Linked DNA regions of Homo sapiens: region 1 is linked to region 2. A link is a contact called in ENCODE Hi-C or POLR2A ChIA-PET data. All regions are on one chromosome and are shown on one strand. Each heading gives the region's core, a stretch centred on a gene start or an enhancer-like site at or near the end of the contact. The rest is flanking DNA. Distances are from core to core; before and after follow the strand shown.

Region 1 (3,562 bases), core at 385-2,884, 240 kb after region 2:
AGAAAGAAATAGTTGGGTGTTCTTGAAGGTTTGTTTCCTCCTTCAGAGTCCCCCTGGTAAGGCAGGGGATGGTGGCATTTCCCCTTCCTCTCAAGAAGGAAGAGCTGTCCTCTCTGGCAATTTCTACACCTCAACCACCACCAGCTCTGGAATCCTAATGCCCCAGGGCCAGCAGGTCCCTGGCTGTGTGCCACCACAACTGGGGCAGCGCTTCCTTTCCTCGCCAAGGATGTCTTCTGCCCAGCTTTGTAACACACAGGTACTCACATGCCCCAGTGGATTTGGCCCAGGCTGTTAGCACAGAGGTGGTGGGTTGGTAGGCAAGGTAGAGGCTTTTGCTTCTTCCTGTTTCTATGGACATAGGGTTTGTGCTTTATTTTTTACTTCAGAGGGTTTTAGAAACAGGCCCAATAGGGGCTCCAGAGGTGAACACACAGATTCTCAAATATTTATTGGATGTCCAGTGTTACGAGGAACCTGAGGCTTGTCTAGAAGAACTTCTCTGACTTTGAGAATAAGCACCACAGGCCTCCATCTCTCACACCCAGGAAGACCTTACTGATATTTTATTTAAATTGCTGTGGCTGACCCTTAAGCTGGCTTCCTTTTTTTTCTTCTGTGGAAATGGAGAAGAGTTGTCATTTATATGAAAAAGAGAACAATGCTTCATTATGTTTATTCCCTCCTGTCTACCAGAGGGGGTGGATAGGAGAACATAGTGCATGTGGTACATTTAGGAGACCCAGAAGTGACCCAAGTCCTGATGAGATGTGGGGCAGGGCTGTGGAGGATTTTGGGAAAGGATCCTCAAGGCTGGCTCATGGCTTTGGGCCTTGGGGGAGCTTGGCAAAGCAGAGGCAATTTGGAAGTCCCCGGGGGCCATGAGGAAATCCCCAGCAGCTGAGAGACCTCAGAGAGCAGCAGGCCTGCTGTCGGGCCAGTCAGGTGGTCCCTGCAGTCGGCCGCATATGCCTGCCTAGTCTTTGGGGATTGACTCAGGGTCTTGGCAGAGAGGACAAGCCCAGGCGTCCCTACTTGGGCTCTGTGCCCGAAAAGGTGTGGTGGCACATGGCTCTGAGCAAACTGATGGGTGTGCCAATGCAGGGACTGGGTGGGTGTAGGGGCTGGGGGGAGTGTCAGAGCCCCAAGCCTCGGCGACCACCTCTGGGGCAGTGATCTGTGGCTCGCCGTCCCATACCCACTGACCTTCCTGATTGCTTGTCTCTAGACAAGCCCCTCTCTAGAACAGGCTTTCCTGGCGTCTTTTGACCTTGCATTCATGTATTCATTCATTTATTCCATCAATAAGCATTTACTGAATGCCTACTATATGTAGGAACTGTTTTAGGTTCTGGGGATAGAGCGGTGATAAAAACAAAGTGGGCACCGAGCTCATCCCTGCCTCTTCTTGCCCTACGCGTCCTGGGGACGGCGAGAGGCCATCTTGCCGCCGCAGCCCCCTCGGGCCGGAGCTCCTGGGGGACGCCTCCTGGGGGTGGGGCCTGGAGGCCGGCCTGGCGGAGGTGAAAGCGGCCCCAGCAAAGCGGGAGGGTAGATGAGAAGGGGGCTGCCACCCTCTGCTGGGCGCCAGCGGCGCTGCAGGGCGGAGCTTCCAGGGCTCTAGGCGCATGTGCTGGGCTTGGCCCCACCCCCTTGGCCCCGCCCAGGCTCCGGCTGGCCGGTGGGCCAACCCGGGAAGTGCCGCCCCGGGCCTGGGGCTGACTCGGCCCTCACAGAGCCTGACCCGTGCGTAGGGTGCTGAGTGGCTGGGGTGGCCCTGGGCATGCGCCGTTGGTCACTCCAGGTTTCCTCTCAGCCCTCCTTCTCCTCTCTGAGACCATCCCTAGGCTTCTTAAAGGGAGTCTGCCCTATAACCCTTCAGAATCCACTGGCTATCGGCACTGGTAGAATTTCATAAAAAATCTTGGCACCTCAATACCAATCGCTGTCTCCTAACACTACTGTTTCATACGAGGTGACATTTTGTTACTTACACACACACACACACACACACACACACACACACAAAAGAATAAAGGATAATTCCTCCCAAGAAAGGGAAGGGACTCCTGCGCTGGCATTTTCTTTGAGACAGGTGTAGACTCTAGTACTGGCCCTAGGGCTGGTGCTGAGGACCTCTGAAGTGGTCATCCTGGAAGTGCACCTGCCACCCTAGTGGCTGGGCCCTCCCACTTCAAAAGCAAGTGCTCCAGGCCCTCCTGGCCCTGAGCTCTGAGTGCTTTAAACAGGACTCTCCCCAACTCCCTAAATATAGTTCTATTATTGACACTTTACACACCGCAAATTTGTAATACAAGGATCATATAATTAGTACCCATTTATGGCAACAGTGCTTATAGACTTTTTTTTAGGAGTTTTGATTTACAGGGGAACTAGAGGGACAAATGGGGTCAGAGAAGTATTCTTTTGTTAAGATATATTTTGTTAAGATATATATATCTCATTGTTAAGATATATCTTAACAAAATATATCTTCCCAAGCTTTAAACCTTGGTATCTTTCCTTACTTTTCTCAATCTCCACCCAGACCCGCTTGTGCCCATTTCCCATCCTTCCCCAAATAGTCACCAAGTCCAGCTTATTTTTTCTCTTGAGTCACCCTCTCTTCCCCATCAACTGCCAGAATCCTAGGCAGACCCTTCTTATCTCTCATTTGGCATCACCTTTTACCTTGACTTCCTTTTTTTTTTTTTTTTTTTGTCACCCAGGCTGGAGTGCAGTGGCATGGTCGTAGCTCACTGTAATCTGTAACCTTGAACTCCTGGGCTCAAGTGATTGATCCTCCCACCTCAGCCTCTGAAGTAGCTAAGACTACAGTTGCAGGCCACCACGCCTGGCTAATTTTTAAATTTTTTGTAGACGGGTCTCTGTGTTTCCCAGGCTGGTCTTGAACTCCTGGTCTGAAGTGATCCTCCTGCCTCTGCCTTCCAAAGTTTTGGGATTACAGGTATGAGCCACCATGCCTGACTACCTTGACTTTCTAATGTTCTTTCACCTTCCAGCCTCCTTTCTCCTCCTCTTGCATCCTGTTAGCTCAGAATGTTTTTTGGTTTTTGTTTTTTGTTTTTAGGCAGGGTCTCTCACTCTGTCACCCAGGCTGGAGTGCAGTGGTGTGATCATGACTCACTGCAGCCTTGACCTTCCCTGGGCTCAGGTGATCCTCCCACTTCAGCCTCCCAAGTAGCTGGGACCACAGGCATGCCACCACCACACCCAGCTAATTTTTGTGTTTTTTGTAGAGATGGGATTTTGCCATGTTGCCCAGGCTGGTCTTGAACTCCTGAGCTCAAGCAATCTGCCTTCCTCGGCCTCCCAAAGTGCCGGGATTACAGGAATAAGCCACCATGCCTGACCTGCTCAGCATTCTTAAGGCACAGGTTAAATCATGCCCCATCACTCTCCAAAAGCTTGTTGTGCCTCCCATTGTTTTCCAGGCAGGTGGTGGTGTGTAAGGAGCTGGGCTCTGGAATCTGAACAATCTGAGTTCAAATCACCTGGCCAGTCACAATCTGTGTGATCACAGGCAATTATTTAACCTCTG
Region 2 (3,604 bases), core at 309-2,808:
AACTACAAAAGTCATAGAAAAAGAAAAGGGAAATGAGGATGAGGAGGTACAAAATTATTTTATTTGAATTCTAACTAAAATCCAACCTGCTCACAAAAAATGTCAATCCAGACATCTCTCAAAAAGAGAGACATCAAAACTGTTCTAACAGGAGAGGTGTCCCTCTCGAGAGGCCATATCCCCCAACAATAACACCAGAACAGATACACTTCCCATGGACAGATCTCAGGGGAAGAGTATTAAAACGATACTGTCGTCGATTTAAAACCAAAGGAAAAAGAGTAACCTTTTCAAGGGAAGCGCCATTACTTCCCTCTCCTGCTCCCCCTCCCTTCTGTGTATACATGGGTCTGTGTATGAAGAAACTGCCTTGGACTTCTGCAGCATTGCAGTAGACTAGAGGATGGGGAAGGGGGAAGGGTACGGGGAGAGAAACGCTTCCATCGCCCCTACAGAAGAGGGGTATAGATTTCCTGTGCTAGGGGGTGGAATCCACCCAGCAAGCCACCCAGAGCAGTCTCCCTTCCCAAGAATACACAGACACTACAAAGGAGAAGAGGAGCAAAGGCACCAGAGGGGAAGGGGACCTCGCGCCTTTAAACCGGGGTGCACATCAACCCAGTCTCCCTGTGAGGGCCACACCTTCCTCGAAACATCCCCCTTCCACCACCCCTTCCGGTGACCCTCAGGAAAAAGGAATGGAATTGCTCTCGCCCCTTAAAACCGGAGGGCGCCCAGCTCACCAGCTTCTTCACCCCACCCACAGAATCACAGACCCTCCTTTTCTCCCTCCCCCACCCCACTCCCACATCCCTTCTTCCACACACAGGCCCGAGTGGGCCGAATTTCCCCGCCCCCCTCTATATCCCCCTTTCCCAAAGCAGAGGTGCCCTTACCCTTTCGCCGACAGGTCTGGGGCGGAGCAGGCAGGCGCAGCCCCCTGCAGCGCTCCGGTAGCCGCTACCCTGGAGGGTGAGGAGTGAGGAGGAGGAGGGGGCCCGGCGACAGATCGCCGCCCCCCACCCCCGAGCCCCAGCAAGCCGCCCAGCCCAAGCTCTGCAACAAGGGGCGGCGGCGGCGGGGGGTGGGGGGGGGGGCGAGGGGACGACCGGGGTCGAGGAGGCGCCCTCAGCGCTTGGGCTCAGTTAAGATGGCGCGGGGAAGTGCCGGGAGCCGTCTCCGTCGCCGCCTCGGGGGAACCGGCCCGGGCCTCGGCCGCCTCTAGTCCTCACACAGCCGAGGCCCTCTCGGTCCCCCGCCGCGGCCCCTCGGCGGGCGGGCCCACGCGCAGCCCTCCGCCACCAACACCACCCCTGGTAAGGAGGCGCTCACAAAGGGAAGAGAGGCCGCGGGCCGGCCGGCGGACGGCGGGGCGGGGTCCCCCGGGGCCGGGAGGCCTCAGATGTTCGCGAGTGCCTAGTGCTTTCGGCCCGCGAAGGGCGCAGGGCGAGCGGGACCCCTCCTCTCTCCTCAGGCAGGCGGCGGCACCGACTCAGTCTCTTTGCCACCCTCCCTCTCTCTCCCCGAGCCCTGAAGCCACAGAGCCCGGCCGCTGCCCAGCTTCCCCCCCTTTACCCGACACCACTCCCCTCCTCCAGACCGTCATCCCCCGTCTCCGATCTCGCGAGATTTTCCGCCTGACAGGCCGGACCCTGCGCGAGACACGACTACATGCGCGCGCGCGCGCCCTCACAGGAGCGCGCAAGGCTTGCTACGGGCAGAGTTGTCCCGGTGGCCCGGAGTTCCAGCCTCTGTCCAGCATGGCCTCACTGAGTTCGCGGAGCTTCTAATGCCACGCGGGCGTCAGGTGCATTCATTTCACCCCGGAGATCTGAAGAAGAAGAGTTTATCTGCATTCCCCTTCCTTCCTGCTTCCCACCTCCAAAGCCCGCCACTGATCCTGCGAATAAGTTTGCCCTGAAGTGTGGAATATCCCATTCCTGCACAACTCGGTTCTACACCCCCTCCCCCGTGGGATTCAGAGGTACACTGGGCAGCGCAATCAGTATGCAGTTGAGTTTTTGAGATTCTAATAGTTGATACTAATTCTTGGAACGACAGTAAGACTTGGAAATACAGATCTAAGCCACCCTATATATTGGTGATGTAGAAAAGAGATAACTTCTTGAAAAGTGTCTGTGGGTTTAGTAGGTTGAGTAATGAGAAGTTTTGGAACAAGAGCAGCAAACAAACTAAAGACTCCTATGCAAAGAAGAAGTAGAGTTTTTATTCTTTTATCTCAAAACTTTTTTTTTTTTTTTTAGGGAAAACTCCCTCAGTACTTATTCAAGAACCTAAAAGTGTAAGGCCGGGCGCGGTGGCTCACGCCTGTAATCCCAGCACTTTGGGAGGCCGAGGCGGGCGGATCACGAGGTCAGGAGATCGAGAGCATCCTGGCTAACACGGTGAAACCCCGTCTCTATTAAAAGATAGAAAAAAATTAGCCGGGCGTGGTGGTGGGCGCCTGTAGTCCCAGCTAGCTACTCGGGAGGCTGAGGCAGGAGAATGGCGTGAACCCGGGAGGCGGAGGTTGCAGTGAGCCGAGATTGCGCCACTGCACTCCAGCCTGGGCGACAGAATGAGACTCGTCTCAAAAAAAAAAAAAAAAAAGAGAGAACCTAAAAGTGTACACAAAGTGTAGTCATAAAAAATCTTGGTTCTTTAACCAACAAAACGACTGAAATAAATAAACCTGTTATATGAGTTTCATGAATAAAAATTAACTCTGGGCCGGGCCCGGTGGCTCACGCCTGTAATTATAGCACTTTGGGAGGCTGAGACGGGCGGATCACCTGAGGTCAGGAGTTCGAGACCAGGCTGGCCATAGTAGATCTGTGCTCCAAGGAAGGAGCATGTTGATCAGACCTAAGCAATCCGTGTATACAGTGTATGTATGACCTTCCTCTAGTCTGGCTCAGGGATGGGCACATGATCCAATTAGAGCCAATGGGTACAATAAGATTTTCTCTGGCTTTTTGGGAAAGAAACTTTCTTATTTTCTCCCAAAAATGTAATATATATATTGAACTCCCAAAATGGAATCCAGTGGTGTGATCCTGGCTCACTGCAACCTCTGCCTCCCAGGATCAAATGATTCTGCTACCTCAGTCTCCCAAGTAACCGGAACTACAGGCATATGCCACCGTGCTGGCTAAGTTTTGTATTTTTTGTAGAGATGGGTTTCGCCATGTTGCCCAGGCTGGTCTTGAACTCCTGGCCTCAAAGGATCCACCTGCTTCGGCCTCCCAAAGTACTAAGATTACAGATGTGAGCCACCGTGCCCAGCCTATGATTTTTCAATGAGCAATAATCACACCTCGGATAAATCTCATTGGCTACAATACTGCCACTGCACAAAGTTTCTGAAATTTGATGATGATGATAACAAAAATAGTGAAATAGTTAACACGTATTGAGTGCTGATTATATGCCAGAGAGAGTTCTAAACACTCTACTTATTTACTCCTCACAATAACCATATTGGGTGGGTATAATTATTATTCCCTTTTAGAAATGGTGGAACTGGGCCTGGCACGGTGGCTCATGCCTGTAATCCCAGCACTTTGGGAGGCTGAGGTGGGCAGATTACCTGAGGTCAGGAGTT

The links. Hi-C counts contacts between places; a loop is a spot of excess contacts on that map. ChIA-PET counts read pairs that join two places held with the same protein, here RNA polymerase II (POLR2A). Pooled maps may share reads with other maps.
Region 1: a map of gastrocnemius medialis shows a loop between it and region 2 (2.3-fold over the local background). The contact joins the enhancer-like site here to the promoter of TAOK1 in region 2. A Hi-C loop is called at or near these places in 3 of 168 maps with a recorded cell type or tissue (B cell, ascending aorta and gastrocnemius medialis), 5 of 37 single-sample maps with no recorded cell type and 13 of 50 pooled maps. POLR2A ChIA-PET finds 5 or more read pairs at or near these places in 7 of 52 experiments (A549, AG04450, BJ and 4 more).

The regions. Positions count from the first base shown.
Region 1 is chr17:29,147,048-29,150,609 of GRCh38, reverse strand. The region is part of intron 2 of MYO18A (myosin XVIIIA); the gene reads left to right. The region is part of intron 1 of LOC124903967 (a long non-coding RNA gene); the gene reads right to left. Among named protein-coding and RNA genes, the nearest start is that of MYO18A, 32 kb to the left of the region's middle. RefSeq lists enhancers at 715-764, 785-974 and a silencer at 1,355-1,834. Within about 2 kb of position 1,634, at least 39 of the 41 ENCODE cell types and tissues checked have a DNase peak (open chromatin) inside an H3K27ac peak, as active enhancers do; they include B cell, ascending aorta and gastrocnemius medialis, where a contact is called at or near this core.
Region 2 is chr17:29,388,317-29,391,920 of GRCh38, reverse strand. TAOK1 (TAO kinase 1) reads right to left here and starts at 1,558. Exons shown (of 20, transcript NM_020791.4): 1 at 897-1,558. It overlaps MIR4523 (microRNA 4523), which reads right to left and starts at 1,259; the gene lies at 1,191-1,259. It also overlaps the pseudogene RNU4-34P. RefSeq lists enhancers at 153-392, 1,553-1,642, 1,763-2,002 and a silencer at 1,043-1,512.